Linked DNA regions of Mus musculus: region 2 is linked to region 1. The links are chromatin loops, found by intact Hi-C in ENCODE. Cell type or tissue: heart. All regions are shown on one strand. Each heading gives the region's core, and the rest is flanking DNA. Links, peaks and the distances in the headings are about the cores only. Region 1 overlaps Gm30382 (a long non-coding RNA gene). Region 2 has its middle 9.9 kb from the start of Gm25127.

Evidence for each region. Hi-C counts contacts between places; a loop is a spot of excess contacts. Peaks named below come from ENCODE experiments on the same cell type or tissue, not always from the same donor. Only the 100,000 strongest peaks of a DNase experiment are listed, where the experiment ranks them.
Region 2: a loop joins it to region 1, with 2.4 times the contacts of the local background. A loop is called at or near these places in 4 of 42 quality-filtered maps.

The regions. Positions count from the first base shown.
Region 1 is chr3:149,216,982-149,225,320 of GRCm38, reverse strand. The region is part of intron 2 of Gm30382 (a long non-coding RNA gene); the gene reads left to right. Among named protein-coding and RNA genes, the nearest start is that of Gm52619, 45 kb to the right of the region's middle. In heart, for the core only: a CTCF peak has its summit at 7,234 (motif pointing right); DNase peaks (open chromatin) are centred at 4,990, 5,390 and 5,680; H3K27ac peaks cover 962 bases.
Region 2 is chr3:149,034,679-149,043,017 of GRCm38, reverse strand. No RefSeq gene overlaps it. Among named protein-coding and RNA genes, the nearest start is that of Gm25127, 9.9 kb to the right of the region's middle. In heart, for the core only: a CTCF peak has its summit at 3,842; a DNase peak (open chromatin) is centred at 4,047; H3K27ac peaks cover 274 bases.

The DNA of each region.
Region 1 (8,339 bases), core at 302-8,301:
CAGGTAGATGTGTTCTTGCGGGCTACTCTAAGAGTGTGGTAGGCATGCACTGTGAATTAATCCCTAAGTGAACTCTAACTCCAAATGCTCTGAGATCCACTCTTGTAGCCCCATGAAGGTCATGTATCTTCGGGAATTCTCTTTTCCCCTCAATACAAGGAAAGAGCTAGTGTTGGAAGCTGATTTTAGTTCCCTAGTTCAGGAACACACTAGAATAGGATCTCTTGCTCAGGATTTCTCCTGAGGATCCTCATATTATAGTGTGTGTGTGTGTGTGTGTGTATGTGTGTAATATTTTCCATCTGAAGAAATTATTTTTCTCTTAAGAATTAATTCCAATTTTATAACATCAGGAACATAGAACTGAATGAAAAATGTTTACATTGTATCTTTGTCACAATTATTTTAAGTCAGTATATTTCAAATACTTACCATATGCCGGACACTGGATTAGACCCCCAGAGACAGGATGATGAGGAAGATTGGTATAGCCTGCTCCTTCATGGAAAATAAAGACATATATTGCTATTGTAACTTAAATAAACAATGTGAGAAAAATTACAGCTATCTTAACTGGATTAAGCAGGGTAACCTGAAAAGGCTGGACACATTTACAAAAGAATGGCCTGGTTGTGCAAATTGTGAGAACAGAGAGAACATTCTAGAACCTTCCAGAGAGGACAGAATGTGCAAGACGGTCAAGAATCCAAGAAAGTGTAAAATGCATAGAACCTATTTCTTCAGTTTCATCTCAGCAAGAAAAGAGTGCACTGAAGAGTTTCCAGGAGAAAAAATTAGGCCGGCTATCACCGGCCTGGCACCACTTTTACTGTGTGGGAAGGAGTCCAAGTGCAACTGTCTCTAAACACTGTAATAGTTAAAGTACAATTACACTTGAATGTGCCCTGCAGTACACCAGCAAGTACATGTGCTTGCAAGTCTGACTGTAAGCACAGGCTGAGGAAAAATGGGGAACGGAACTGGTAGTCTGCCAGGCTCTTCTGCACCCTCTAAAACCAGGCCCTTGTTTCTTGAATTGACTTGAATTGACTATGCAGAGAATTATGTTGAACAGTTCTCAGGCTGTAGTGCTACTGTTCCCTATTACACTTAGAACTTAATTTTCCTGTGCTAGTAGCTACAATGAGACCAGTGTCGACAGAATGGTTTCAGTCTTTTCCAAATACCCTGAATCCCTCCGCTCCTTAAGCCAGGTCACAGATGTGGGCTTGGTACCAGATTGTAACAAGTTGTAGGAAGATTAAAAGAACATTCAATTTAGACCGTGCTAGTATATTCTGAGATCTTACTTGCACCAGCCCACAGAAATCTTGAACTCTGGCCTTTTCAGACACCCACTTTTATAAACACTTGAGTCTAAATAAGGGACAAACTCACAGATGGCTGACAGAAACTGTGCTTTCTAGAGATTTTCATAAACTTATTTCAGTCCAGAAAGAAAAGATGAACCCTGAAGAGATATCTTAGCTGTTTGAAAGGTGCCGTAAGTCTGAACACCTGAATTCAGATCTTAGGCGCCCACAGAAAACTGGGTGTGGTTACACAGCTGTAACCCTGGAGCTGTTGGGATAGAAACAGAAGGATCTGTGAGTACTCGGTTCATAGACAGACCCTAACTCAAAAGATAAGGCGAAGGATAGCAGTGGAGGCCTCAGCATGCATGTGACATGTTCATACACAAACACATGACCCTCCAACAAACACACACCACATGTGAAGCCAGGCAGGCATGGTGGCAGGCATTTTAATCCCAGCTCCAAGAAGCAGAGACGGGCAGATTCCTAGTGCCTACCTAGTACATACTTTGTCTGGAAAACAAAAGGTAAACAATAATTCCAGACAAGGCTACCATACACATACATACTCACCCACACACATATACATGAGAGCCCATATATACATGAACATATATGCACATATGCCATACACTCAAAAGAAACGAGATCAATATAGCAGCTGACCTTATATATAACCAACCATATAGTGTTCCATGTTAAGAAAGTCTTTGTTATCGCTTCTCAACCTTTGGGCTAGATCAAGTGAAAAGCAGTCTTTGTTGTTATTGGTTCTGGTCCTGGGCTGGGACCTAAGGATTTGTTGAGTGCTAGGCAAGTCTTCTACCCTTCAGCTCCATCTCTAACCCAAGAAGGTGTTCGGAGCAAAGGCTTAAAGTACACTAAAGGGAATTTTCTTCAGACATAAGGTTCTAAATTAAAATAACTCTGCTTTTGCTTCAAAGATGATTCTGGAGCAGACTCTGAAAGAGCAATGAAGAGTCTCCTGCCCACATCTTAGGCTTCTCACCCCCTACCCAGGTTTGGTACCCTGTGCTTTCTCTTTTGTGATGTCCAGGGCACACACAGCCCTGGAACCTGTGAGAGCTTCCCTAAGGAAAAGAGAAGGAAGCATGGGCCCCACTGCAGTAAATGCTTCCTGTAATAGACACTGATTCTAGTGGCCCAGAGAGATGCATTCTGGAGTTGGAGATATAGCTCAGTTAGTCTGGTGTTTGCCTAACATGAAGCTCGGGACTCAATCCCAGTCATGCCTGAACCAGAGGACATGGCACACACTTAAACCTCAGCACTCAGGAGGTAGAGGTTAGAGGACCAAAAATTTGAGATCATCTTTAGCTGTGAACTGAGGTGGAGGACGGAGCATCGGGATCGTGTTCACTGTAATGGTCAACTATGGAATAAGCGCAAAGCCAACCTGAATTACATGATCCACATGCATGCGCATGTAGGCATTGTGTGTGTTTGTGTGTGTGTGAACTAGGAAAGGTAATGGATTCTATTTTCGTAGACACAGATGTCAATGATTTTCTTATCTCTTCTCTTTCTTTAACCTTTTCTGAACCACAGCCCTCTATACACATGCTGCTTCTCCATTCAGTAGATGTCGCATCAGACCACATACATGTATGTCATCTCTGCGCCCAGCTTGGACACATCTCTGCTACTTTGAGTCCTCTAGTATCTTCAGATGATTTTCTTAAATAATCCCTTCTCAATGGGGCTTATTCTCCCCAGCCAATCTGTTACAAATGTTAGCTTCCACTTACGCAGCAAGCAGCTCAGAGTCATCTTATCCACTCTGCTGTATCTCCAGTTTCCTAAAAGTGTTCACAGTTGTATTAAAACCTTAATAAATATTGACTGACTAGGGCTGGGAAGATTGCTCAGTAGGTAGAGTGTTTGTCATGAAAATGTTAGAACCTGACTTTATACTCTGGAAGCCAGGAAAGATCAGACAGGATGAAACATGTTTTTAACCTGGCACTCCTTTGGCCAGATTGGAGGTGGAGTCAGAAGTCCCAGAAGAGACCCATTCTCCCACAAGGTGAAAATAGAAAACCAATACCCAAGGTGGTCTTTGATCTCCACATGTGCACTGTGGCACATAATTGCTCACACAGACACCTACATACACATGCACACACAAGTACACACACATGAAGAAAAATAAAGGAAGAGGCTCTCCTAGGTGCCCTTAGAATCTAAATATGCTCTCGCAGTCAGTGGGATTGAAAAATACTTTCCAAGAGCTCATTCAACCGGAAGCATGGGTCTTTATGTTACAAGATAAATAAAATTATTCTGATTGGAAAAATATATTCACTAGTTGTCACGGTTCTTATTTTGGCTAATAAATATATGTTTGGATTCAACAACAACAACAACAAACCATGGAAAACATGCTAGAATTGACAAGCAATAAATCAGGAAACCCTTGGATTGTCTCGTGCCATTCCCACCAGCTCGAATGCTAAAAGAACGTAACGCCATCTGCAGCTGTTCTCTGATTTCGTCCTTCCTTCTTCTCTACCTGAAATACAATTTTCAGCCAAGTTACCAAGCCCTGCCAATTCTATCCCGCTATTAAACTTCCCTATTAGTTCTTGCCCATCTTCCCCACGAGGAAGGGCATGCACGGGGAGACAGCAGCTAATAATCCTGGGTTGGAGGCCAAGCTCTTTAGTAGGTGGCCTTTGATGCAATTACACTTTCTGTGGGAAGTAATCCGGAGCCAGTGCGTTTTAAAAAGCAAGATCAGAGTTGTCAGAAAGAAGTTTCCTGATGGTTCTGTGTTACCACAGGACTCTTGCTTCTAACTTAGTATCAACTCTTTATCCTTCCCTCTTCCTGTCAGCCGGCCTCCAAAGCTAACAGTCCTTGTTTGACACCGGATGTCATGGCTAGGGTAAATAATAATATGCTAAGATATAGTAATGAGGAATTAGAACCCTGAAACTTGGGTCCTTTTTACCTGACTAGGCCTTCTTCACCACCCTACTGTCTTCTGGTGCAGTGGAAAGGGTATTTCAAATTGTTGATTCAGTCACATGTGGTAATCTAAGCCATGTCTTTATGTAATTTAGTTTCTGTTTCGGTGAGTCAGAAACATTTGTCAGATTCCCATCTCCTTCACCTGGACTTATGTGAAGAAGTAAGGCCTGTCACTCTCAGACAGGGTGGGGCCCTGTAGCCCACACAGGTGTCCTCCAAGGCCATCCTTTCCCCAGGCCCTCCTCCTGGACAGCTCAGAGTGACTCTCCTGAACAGCCAAGGGTATCCTTTCCCCGATGCCTCTTCCTGCATGGCTTAGAGCGACTGCCCTGAACATTCTGGAAGCTGACTTTGGTGACATTGCTTGTGTTTATTCACTGGACCATGACAGTGTTCCACGCATCTTCCCTCTGCCGTCTCCTCCCTCCCTACTTTTGCTGACTCTTAGGTATTCCTTAACACAGGACTAACTACAATTCCCGCCTTCAGCTTTGTCTGCAGTGGCCTGCTTCCTTCCCCTTAGACGACCTTCTGGGCTAAAGTTGACAAAGTGCGTCCTTTCCCAGCAGACTGGGAATTTCTGAGGAGTGACCATACAGACCTCTGCAGAGCTGGGGGCTGGAGAGCCATATGCAGATGTTTCTGCTCTTTAAGAAGTTGGCAGAATTAGACTGTGACTGGGTGATTCCCAGGGGGCCTCCCAGGAAGGGCAAAGTGCTGTTTGCTTCCACAAGCCCTTCTAGAACTTCTCCCTACCCATTTCTCCCTGGACCCCCCTCCACAGGAAGTCACAGAGAGAAGGAAAACAGTGGCTATCCTCTCAGCTGTTAAAGACAACTAAGGGACTAGGAATGTCTCACCTTCTTTCTAATCCACTCTCCTTTCCACTTTAGGATGCTTAGTCTGGCCTGCTTCTCAATAGTTAAGGGAATAAAAGACTTTAGAAAATCCCTTTCTTTCTTACCAGCCAAATTTCCTGACTATTGTCTTGGAAAAAGAGTCACAAAGTGCCAGCCTTTGAGATTCAAAATACTCAGCAAGTTTCGCTTCTTCTTCCCAGATCTACTTCCTCCAGGAGCTGAGGTTTGCGAAGCCGGGATGGAATGGACCGGGTAAAAGTCAGGAGTTTAGGCCACTGCTTCAAACTGCTCAGATCATCTCACAGTAACCATTAATCAGCGAATTCAACTACGGCAGGTCTCTGCCATCTTATTTTACTTTCTTATTTTTTAAAATCACAATCCTATAATGGAAGTATTCAACACGGGAAAGAGAACCTAGGAATGCTTTGAGGAATTGGTAAGGCTTTATCCCAGCCACTCTAGAATATTCTTTGTCAGATTGGCCACAGTCCCGAGCCACGTGCATCCGAGGAAAGCCTTTCAGGGAACAAAACAAAGCTCATTTCCTCCAGTTCCCTGCTCCTCCTTTTCTTCCCTGCTCATTTTAACCCTCTTTGTAGTCAACTGAATTGGCTTCAGGAAACACCGAATGGTTGTGATTGGCATTTTAAAAATGCTGCTCCGCCCCCACCTTCCCTATCACAGAATTCAAATTGAAATTGCACCAAATTCTTTCACCAGTTGGAAATCCGGCTGAGGTGCCTTTTTGCGAGCCAGCTGTAATTGGGAGAGCTTGCTTTGGTAAGTCCTGGAGCAAGCTAAGTAGTGAGTAAGACATCAATTTAATGCTGCTAAGTAGTTTTAAAGCTACTTAGCATGAGGAAATCCTACAGTTGCAGAAGCATCGACTGCTTCGAAGATTTGCTGCTTGTAAGCAGTTTTAAAGTCTTCCTACCTTTAGCTTTTCAGAAAGTACCTGTAGGCTTTTGTACCTTTCGTTTTGAGCTGTAGGGCTTTCTAGTTCTCGGTCTTTGTTTTGCCTAAGATTTAGTAAATATGTGGTACTGGCTTCTTGGAACCTTTTCTCTAAAATCCCCCAAATAATTACAGAAGAGACAAGAGACTCATGGCTTGTTAGAGGACCACAGAGTCCCTGGAAGTCCACTCTGCCCTGTGACATAAGCGAAGTAAGAGCATGGCTTCTAAAGTCAATTAATTCGTTTGGGATGACCAAGTGACATCTCAGGAAGTAGAAGGTTCAAAAAGTGTTCGTGGATTACCAGTTTATAAACCTAGTAAAACAAACAAACAAACAAAAAATTGGAACAACCTAAAAGCAACAATGTTTCTGCTCTGCTCTTGTGGACTGGATGGTAATAATAGTTTAGACGGGGAAACAAGTCGACCAAGAATCCTTAGCCTTCTGCCAAGTTTACTTTGTTTGCTGGTCCTTGACAAACCATGTCCCTGCTCTCTGAGACAAGCAAAGGGACCAGGGTGTGGTCACAAAATGGGTTAGAATGAGCACGGAGATATTTTTGATGTGTTGGAAGACCTGATGCATCAGTTACTGGCGTGGTAGGAGGGGTGGAGCTCTCAGGCAGTCATTTGTAGCATACACAGTAATTAGACAAGGCAGACACTTCTGAGAACAAGACAAAGAAGGTAAAAGCAAGAATGCCAGGTTAGGCTTGGTGAGCCCAGAGTTCTGGTTGTGCAGTCTCAGGAAAGTAGAAGAATTCTTTGGCACTGGCAGGCTTCCAGTTGGTCACCTGCCAATGTCTCCTATGGCTTATCATCTGGGATGGGGCTTAAAAGGTACTTGCTTTGTCATTTCTTTCCCCAACTTGCACAAGGGATGGAAACAACCACCTTAGAGCCATTTCTTCCACAATATCATTAGATCAGTACTCTTTGGAGTGAGCTGCCAGTGAGCAGTTCTCCAGGTAAAAGAACATAGTCATCAATAATTTCAGCGTAAGGGGAGGTGTGTGTGTGTGTGTGTGTGTGTGTGTCAGTATGTAAACAGGATTGTGGGAGGAGAGATCCATATAACCTGCAGAGGGCGCTAAGGTACCTTTCGGCGACGAGGGCACATTTGTGAATGAATGAGAAGAGGTCTCCTTAATCATCTCCCATATGCTTGTTATGCCTTCCTTCAGTCTCAAATAGACAGCTTAGACTGTAGTCAGTGATTAGGAGAGATAAACTACCATAGAAGTAGAAGGAATTCCAAAATAAAGAAGAGGCATCATAAGAAACTGATAAATGAAGCCTGGCTTCCTAATAATTTCAGGATTCATGAAGATCAGGAAACAAAGGTAGACATGTTTAGAGCCCCTGGCACGTTGCAGAGGAACTTAGAGGCAGAAGCCAGGAAATATTAGTTTTTTTTTCTTTTTAGAGTGGGGTCAAAAGGCGATATCACAGATAGAAGGTGATAGTCATAGTGTATCCTGCAGGATTGCTTTTCAAAAAGGAAGGAATCCGATTAAAAATGATGCCCACAAGTACCCTAACATTTGGATAATTCTCAACAATTTGTAAAGCCCTTTTGTAAAGATTGTATCTGGCTTGATCCTTATGACGGTCATTTTATATTTGAAGGTTTTTGGAGAGGTTAAGTGGCTTTTCCAAAGTCACACAGTAAATTTCAGAGCTGAGTCTTAATAGAAATTGATTTCTAGTGATTTCTGAACACATTGTTGGTTGACTCTGCAAAGTGCTGTCGGGGTTGTATTCACTATGGGGGAAAATGCTGGTGCAGGCCCAGAAGATGTCAGCTCGTGTTGCAAATTTAAATTAAAAAAAAAATCAAATGGCAGATATTCACGAAGCAAAATAAAGACAATTTCTCATCGTACGCTTTGTGTCTGTAATAAGCTAACAGGAGTTTTCACAACACAAATGCCTACTCTCAACTGCATGCCAAACTGGCAGTCATGCTGTCCGCCGCCTGATCAACCACATGCCACCCTGCTTGAGATTCATCCCGTCACAACTCCACTGAGTGAAGCATCACTTCAGCAAAGTAAATGGAACTCCAGAGCTAACAGTGATAGAAGAGTTGGTGCCCCAGAAGCTCTCCACAGCCGCTGCTGCTCAGACCTGCAAGCAAGCAAAGGACTTATTTACTGATGTCTGAATTCAGATTGGTGTCCCAAGCCTATGATCCAGGTGGGGAGTC
Region 2 (8,339 bases), core at 300-8,299, 180 kb after region 1:
TACCCTGGGAGAGGATTCGGAAGTGGAGAGTTAGTTGGTTGTGTTGCCTTGGATGTTGGATGGTAGACAGTGCGTGTACAATGAAGCAGAGGTATCACTTCATCGCAGACAGTGTGAGTCCAAGGTCAGAGCCGCTCTCCCTACCCAGCATGTGTGGCAAGACTCTGGGATGCTGCAGAGGCTCTGAATGGGGTTTCTCAGCTTTGTTTACATGGCAACATCAGGGCTGTTCCAGGCATGCGGGTTCTGTAGCAGACCTGGGCCCTCCCCCTTGGAATGGCAATAAGTTTAACAATGCCAGATGCCTTCCTGGTAAAATTACCCTGTTCACTCCGACCGGCACTGTTCTACAAAACCGTCAGGAGTCATGCTGAGAGCTATGGCTTTGGCTATGCAATCACATACGTGTCTCAGGAAGTTGAGTCCACTGAGGGAGGGACAAACCTTCTACGACGAAAGAAGGTTAGGGTTAGCTGAGGGCAGTTGTTAGTCCACATCCGGGAAAGTGGTATTTATTACTGTAAGCCATTAATTAATGCTTAGGTGAGGTTGCATTAATGAAAGGGATTGTAGTCCTTGCTTTCTATCAGAACTATTCTCTGACATGATGCCAATTATCCCTTATTTTCCACTGTTAAACAAGATCCCCCCTGTGTATAGTGCTACTAGATAAATTATATCCATCTTAAAAGGGTTGAGCCAGGGCAGAAGGGCTTTGATAGAATTTTCAGTTTATTTAGTAGCCGTATTCGAGATGGCTGGTTATTATTAACTTCTAGGAAGTGGCTATCAACACACCGCAGCTTTAAACCATTTTTATTCCTTTCTGTTGTATCTGTGAACTTAAGTCAAACTCTCTGGCTTGGCAGCGTTTCTGTTAGAACTTCAATACCTTTTGGCTTGAGTAACTGCACTGAATAATCCTAACAGGGTTCAGAGCAGCACACGTTATTCAGTCGCAGATCCGGAATCCAGACATACACAGACATGACTCAAAGGTTTTGTGCTCCCATAGTGCCCACGGACTGTCCTGCTGCACAGGCAGCCTCTTTGCTCCAGCCAACATTCGGATTTACCATATGAAAGTTAAGCTGTTTGGTGGGCTTTCTCCTTTACCTTCCCTCCCTAGATGGGATATCAAGAGGGTCGGCTGCTGTGAACAGAACCAAAGAGCTTTTGAAAGAAGAAATGCAGGGGATGTAGCAGAGGGGATGAAAGAGGCCGAGCCCTCACCGGTAATAGAGGAGGAAGGTCAGAACCTGTACACTGAGTGTAGAAAGAGAGTGATGGATTGCGGAGAAAGAAAGGCCCGGTGAAAGGAATGTGTTACCACAGAAAGGAGAAAAAAAATCATATGCAGGGAAAACCAAAACCATTTAAAGCAGGTCCACTTTGCTAGGACCTGTTTCAATCTTACATCTTCTCTATGTGTTATGGGGCAGAAGTAAACTTAGGTGAAGACAACACAGGGATGTTCTCAATGAAAAAAAAAAAAAAGAGGACTAGGGGAAGAAGGGACCAAGGGAGGGAAGGAGGGAGAAGGGGGAGGCCTTAGGATATGAAACGAGGGTAAAGAAAATCAAACGGAAATGAAGTTGAAGATTAAGGCCAAAATAGATGTAGGAAATGGTAGGGAAGGGTGGAGGAGGTTAGGGGGCAGGGGAGGTTAACTAATAGGAAACACAGTACCAGGAAAAGCAATTGTGTGCCCGTCTTTGTTTGAAGAGTCATTGTACTTTTAGGAAATAGACTGCCAGGCACATATTCTAATATTTTGAGTGCAAACCCCTGAAATATTGAAACTTAGTTTCTTGAGAGGATGTTTGTACATTTTCCCTGAATAGTCTAACCTCAAATTTACAGAGTACTGCTCAGATAAAAACATCATACTCTGATATGTACAGTTAGTTACATGTTACAGAATGTTGTCTTCTTACAAAACTTGGGTGCATTTAAATTCAAAACTACATGTAAACTGCACACAAATTTAACAACCTCTTCTTTAAGCCACAGTAATTGCCCTGACTGAATTCCCTTTGGAGATTCTGTTTTTCTGAATTTTTTTTAATTCACCAAAAATAGCTTTTAAATACTTCTAATCGAACAGACAGTAATATTCAATCAAATTAATGCTATCTGTGTGGCAATTATTAGAATATCTTTGATCTTAGAACCAAACCTTAGAATGTTAAAATTTTCTTGCCTTCAAAATCAAAGACTAGATGCTTTTATTCCTACTGTAATATAAAATATAAATATTAAAATTTTATCAAAAAATTGAACTCGCAAAAGGAAATTGTAAACTTTGACAAGATTTTGATAAAAATTTAATTTGTTTTCAAATATCTTATTATCTAGGAAATATATAAAACATAAGCTAGCTGCTAATGTGGTACCCATTTTACTAGTGTCTGAATGGCAAGCCCTGGTTGACTGCTGTGCTTTTACCTCTGGACTGTATCTTTAAAAGACTGTTGTATGGATTACAATGTAGAAAGATGTCAGTCCAGAGCTTGGAGAGTTATAATTCAGCTCCAATCCTGCCTTTACATGCTAGTTGTACAGCTAGTATATTTCCTCTCTTTTTTAAACTTGGGAACACGTTCCCTCTGGAGTTAGTTAATCACAAAAAATTTCCTTTAAATGAAACAGGTAAAATACAAACAAACAAAAAAAACCTTTGAAGTGAAGTTTAGTTACTTGCATGTAGGAAACAATTTCTTTCATTATTGGTTATTGTCCAACACATGGATGTCTCTCTTCTTTTGACCTTAATTTCCTTAGTATCTATTTCTTTATTGTGTGTTATGTAGATATGTGTGCTATGTAGATGTGTGTACTATGTTTATCGTGTGTTATGTAGATGTGTGAGCTATGTCTGTGCTATGTAGATGTGTGTTTTGTAGATGTATGTGTTATGTAGAAGCATGCTATATAGATGTGTGTGAATGTACTGTAATCAGAGATTCGATACAAATTATCTTTTTCTATAATTTCCCACTTTTTTAAAGGTAAGGTCTCTCTCTGAAGCTGGAACTCACTGTCTTGCCTCATTGCTGGAGAGTGAAGCCGTAGGGGCTGTTCCTCTCCCTGCACTGGCATGAGAGAGGTAGCCCCCACGCTTGGCCTTTGTATCTATTCTAGGATCTGATCTTAGATAGCTCAGCAGGCACACTGAGCCATCTCCTTAGCCATCTTTTCTTCATATAAATAATTCTTCCTCTCATTGATGGGAAGAAACATAAAATTAAAAAAAAAGGAAAGCATTCAATTTTTTCAAATCAAGCCCTTTTCTATCATACTTGAAACCATACCACTTTGAGTAAAGATCTTGAGGGAAATAGAATTCTGTTAAATATTTCCAAGTATTTGCTGTCTTGTGTGTATTTTCCTTTAAATGGCATTACATGAAGAGTTACAAAGGGAACAAAAATTGCAGCAGGTCACATGGTATGACCCCAGTATTTGGGGACACCCAGACATCTGGGCTATATAGTTCTAGGTCAGCCCTGGCCTTATACCAAAACTGCTTTCCAAATCAAAACCCCCAGACAATTTATAACTGTAACAAACAATAACTTAGTCCTCGGATTAATACTCCACATAGTAGGTATTTTCCTGTCAAGGCTGTTACTATTCCATCCAGCAGGATCGAGGAGGTCCACATGAGCAAACGGATCGGTGGGGAAAGCTTGCTGCATGATTTTTGTGCCCAGTTATTACAGGCACTCTTAGGCAGAATGTGTAGCTGTTTGTGGGAAAGAGTCTTAAGTTTTGAGGCTGGCTTGGAACTTGGTATGTAGTTTTGCCTTTGACTTCAGATTCCCCTGCCTCAGCCTGCCACATGATGGCAGATTGCAGACATGCTCTGCCATCCAGCTTGAAAAACAAAGCATTTCTGATTTCTAAGTCACTGGATCGTTACTTTCCCAGGAGTTCAACATTCTGAGTTGTTGCTCACTTATCAAATATAGAATGTGGAGTTGTCATTGGAATGCTCTGGCCAGATCTCGACTAACACTCAACCTCTTCTGCTGAGGCTCGAGGCTCTCTTCCAAATCAAGCAGGAAAAGGCCTCAAAGAGCTAAAATAAAAGACATCGACTCTGCCAAACAGTGATGTCAGTGGTAAGGAAGTTGAGAGACAAAATGGAAGAAATGAGTTTGGAAAGCAAGCTAGCCTTGTAAGGAGTAAAAGGAAATGCAGAGATTGAAGTACTCTCAAGCAGCCTAATGAACAGGTTTGAAATTGAGGGTCCTTGGAGGAGACTTGGGATTAAATTAGGTTAAAGAAGTAAAGAATGAAGGGAAAGGAATGGAGGGGCCTGTATGTCTAGGGCTGGTGTCTTGAGAGAGAAAGGGCAGCCAGCAGCAGTGGCTGCAGCTGATAAATTGGCCTGTGCAAGAGCAGACATGAAGGCTCCGTGCTGTGACAGTCACAGAGCACCTGACCCGACCATCCAAAGGAGTTACTTAAAATTACAGTTGGCTTTTCCTCCTCCTCCTCCTCCTCCTCCTCCTCTTCCTCCTCCTCCCCCTCCTCCTCCTCCACCTCCACCACCACCACCACCACCACCCACCATCACCCTCCTCCTCCTGTCTCTCGTCTCCTGCTCAGCTTGTTTAAAGAGAAGGGAAATACAAATGACTAATTTACAGGATGTACTGTAGGAACTATTACTAAGAAATAAAGAAGGGAAGCCCTGGCAAATGTAACTATATTGGAAAGAAAAGGGACAAACTAGAGCTGTCTTCTGTTAACCTGCTGTGACTTACAATGCACACTTCACCTTTTCTCCTAGCACAAAGTATCACTAGTTCTATGCACGAGGCCCACATACAAATTCCTGTTGTGGCCATACACAGAGAAATTAGTGAGTATTCTCTTATGTCATCTATCTATCTATCTATCTATCTATCTATCTATCTATCCATCCACCTAGCATATATCATATATAATATATGATATATAATATACAATACATATGATACATATGATATATAATATATATGGTATACATATGCACACATATATGTGTGTTTGTATATATGTATATATATGTAAACATATATATCCTTTCATTCAGTTTCATCTGCTCAATATTTGGTTCCATCTTTCTTGGCTCTCCTTATTTTGAGGTACTGGGGACTAAACTTAGGGCCTTATGTATACCACACAAATGTTCTACCCTTGAGCTATATTCCTAGACCCTGAATTTGGTTTTGTATACGTTCCTAATTCTACCGCTTTAAGCTTTAAGCTTTATCTGTACTTTGAAAGTGCTCAATGATCGCCTCTATTGGCCTGTAAGTTCTAGTTTGGTAACAGAGCAGATATCACCCAGTGACAATGAAGAACAATATGACACATGACCACACTAAAGGAAAGGAAAAGGCAAAGTCCTGCTTGACTGGTGACGAATTGTATTCAGTGTGGGAAAACTAAATGGGATATAAATGCCAGCCCGTGGGAAGTGAAGTATATTTCTGGGAAATTAAGTAGGAATCAGATACAGGCTAGGAGTGCAGTGACTCAGCCTTCAAGGATATGAACCTAGGTTACTGACAGGTGTTTATGTACTTGATGCGTACATGATGAGGTCACTTGTGCATCTCTGTGTTGATTTAAGAGATGGTCATATGCCTCTGAGGAATGAGTGTCCACTGGAACCTTGGATGTGTTTGGAGAAGTTTCAACACTCCTTCTATTTTCCCTGTCAGGTACTTCTGGGCTGTGAGGGGAGGATCTGATAAGCTCGTTTTATAAGTTGGCACGTGATAAGTAGACCGAGATGACTTACTCTGTTGAAGCATGGGTGGACTCTGGTTATGAACAGACGATGACCCCTGAGCTGAGCTGCAGACAGTGTGCCGTTTTGTGTCTAGTAGAAAATGACTGGTAAAATGCTACAGTCGTGGATGCTACTTTTAATTTTAAAATGGTATTATTGTATGTGATAAATGTAAGCAGGCACACAAATGCCTTAGCACACATGTGGAGGTCAGAGGGCAATCCTGCAGAGTTGGTACCCTCCTCCCACTATCCATCCTGGAATGGATCTCAGGTCCACAGGCTCGCATCACAAGCACGTTTGCCACTGAGCCATCTCACTGGCCCTGTGGATGATAGTACAAGAGTGGACTATCAGTGGAAAGACATTGTGTGCCCCACGGCTGTTGGTCGACTCTACTCTAGAGCTGGATCTCTTCTCTCTTCCACTATTGCAGTGCAGCAAACAGGCTCTCAGTGCACATGCCCCAGTGTCCCCAACACTACGCTTGGACCAAAGAGAAGATTTCAGCACAGAAGCTGGGGCACAGCTTACTAGGAGAGAGCCTGAGAGCTTGGTGGAAAGAGACAAGAACAGACTAGAACAAGCTGATGTCCCTTCTTAGTTTGCTCTGTCTCCTGAGTAACTTCCTAACCCATCTCTGGTTCCAGCACAAATAAAACCACATGCAATTACATCTGAGCGATGTGCTCGCACAGTCCCTGAGAGATGTCATTGTTCTCGGGTCTTTTACATGTTATTCCCAGTGGTCCTTGTACGGAATTTGTCCCAAAGAAGAAAATAATTCTCAAGTCAAGGAATTCCAGGGTCTTTATAATTTAGGATAGAGTGGATAGGAAAATGCAAAGATGGAAATCACTGTAAACCACCCTACCATTTCAGAGTGGGGGTCATCTCAGAAGGAATCAGCAGGCTGTAGCCTTCTGTCCTGAGAAGTGTAAGCATTATTCTTGGCAATCCTCCATCATGGAGAAGGAAAGATTCATCAAGAGACTAGGAAAGGTGACTTCTTTATAAGGACACAAAAAGTTAACTAATATGTTAATACAACTTAAAAAGTTCAAGTTAAACTATCTTAATATTGATTATTTTTATTTATTTTAGTTGTATTTTAATTTTTACTTATTATTATTATTATTATTATTATTATTATTATTATTATTATTATTATTATTTGGTTTTTCAAGACAGGGTTTCTCTGTGTAGCCCTGGCTGTCCTGGAACTCACTCTGTAGACCAGGCTGGCCTCAAACTCAGAAATCCACCTGCCTCTGTCTCCTAAGTGCTGGAATTAAAGATGTGTGCCACCACTGCCCGGGAAATATTAAAAACTGAATCTGCCAACTCTCTGCACTCCTGCTTTTCTCAGCCACCAACTCCCCAGAGGGGCCAGCAGGCTTTCCTTGCTCCTGTCCCCCTCCCTCTGCAACTCTCTGCAGCTAACCTGCCACAGCATCTGGCTTGCTTGTCCCTGTAGCCGTTAGTTCCCTCTCAAACATCATCAGCGGTCCCACATTCCACTTTACCAAGTAAAGCAAAACTCTTGAGCCTTATCACTAACCAATCAGATTTATGTATCAATAAATTCTCAATTTACAAGAAGCCAATACAGTAATTTCAGAACCAATTGATAATGATAAAAGCTTTATCCCAATTATTCTAACCTTCTATCATAACTACCTGTGGCTGGTTAAAGCCACGCTGGTTCATGTCCACCACCTTCTTCCTTTCTCCTTTCTCCTTTCTCCCCTAAGACACTCTCTGTCTTAGGATTCATGCGGGGAACGGGGAGGGGGTAACTTGGCAGGCATCTCCTCCTCAGCCAGTGTCCAGCTTTGCTGTGTTGTTCAGGTTGCCCCTATTTGCATATCCTAGCTCAGACTGGGGAGTCTGGGGGTAAAGGGGGTGGGATCTCTCTACTGCTTCTCTGTGCAACCACTTCCTGCATTTCGCTGGCTAGCTCTATAGGTGAGGGCTGAAGAAATACCTTGTGACTTTGTTTACCTTAAAAATGGCTTGAGGTTGAGGTTTATCAAAGCAGAGAGCGTTTCATGGCGCAGGAATTATATGAGCAGAAAAAGTTAAACGTGGTGTTTTGCACATACTAGTTACATACTCTCCCACTGACCCACATTCCCCAGCCCTATAATGTAACTTTGGGTGTACAGATACACATGGAAGATAGTTCAATTCCATATATGTAATAATTATTTTGTGGAAATAGTTCCCTTTTTATTTTTATAGCTTTACATTTTGTGTGTGTGTGTACTGTACATATGACCATGTGTTTGAGTACATGCACATGTGGATGTCAATGCATGTGCATGTGGAGGCTGGGGGATTGATGTCGGCTCTCTTCCTCTACTGGTTTCTATTTTAGTTTTTGAGACACTTTCAAACTAAGCTCTTTCAAACTAAGCTCAGAGCTCACAAATTGGCCAGTCTGGCTGTCCAGTGAGCCCGGGGTATAGCCTGTCTCCTCCCCCTGAGAGCTCCAAGTTTACAGACACACTGGCACTCCCACTACCACTCTCCAGGTGATTTGAAC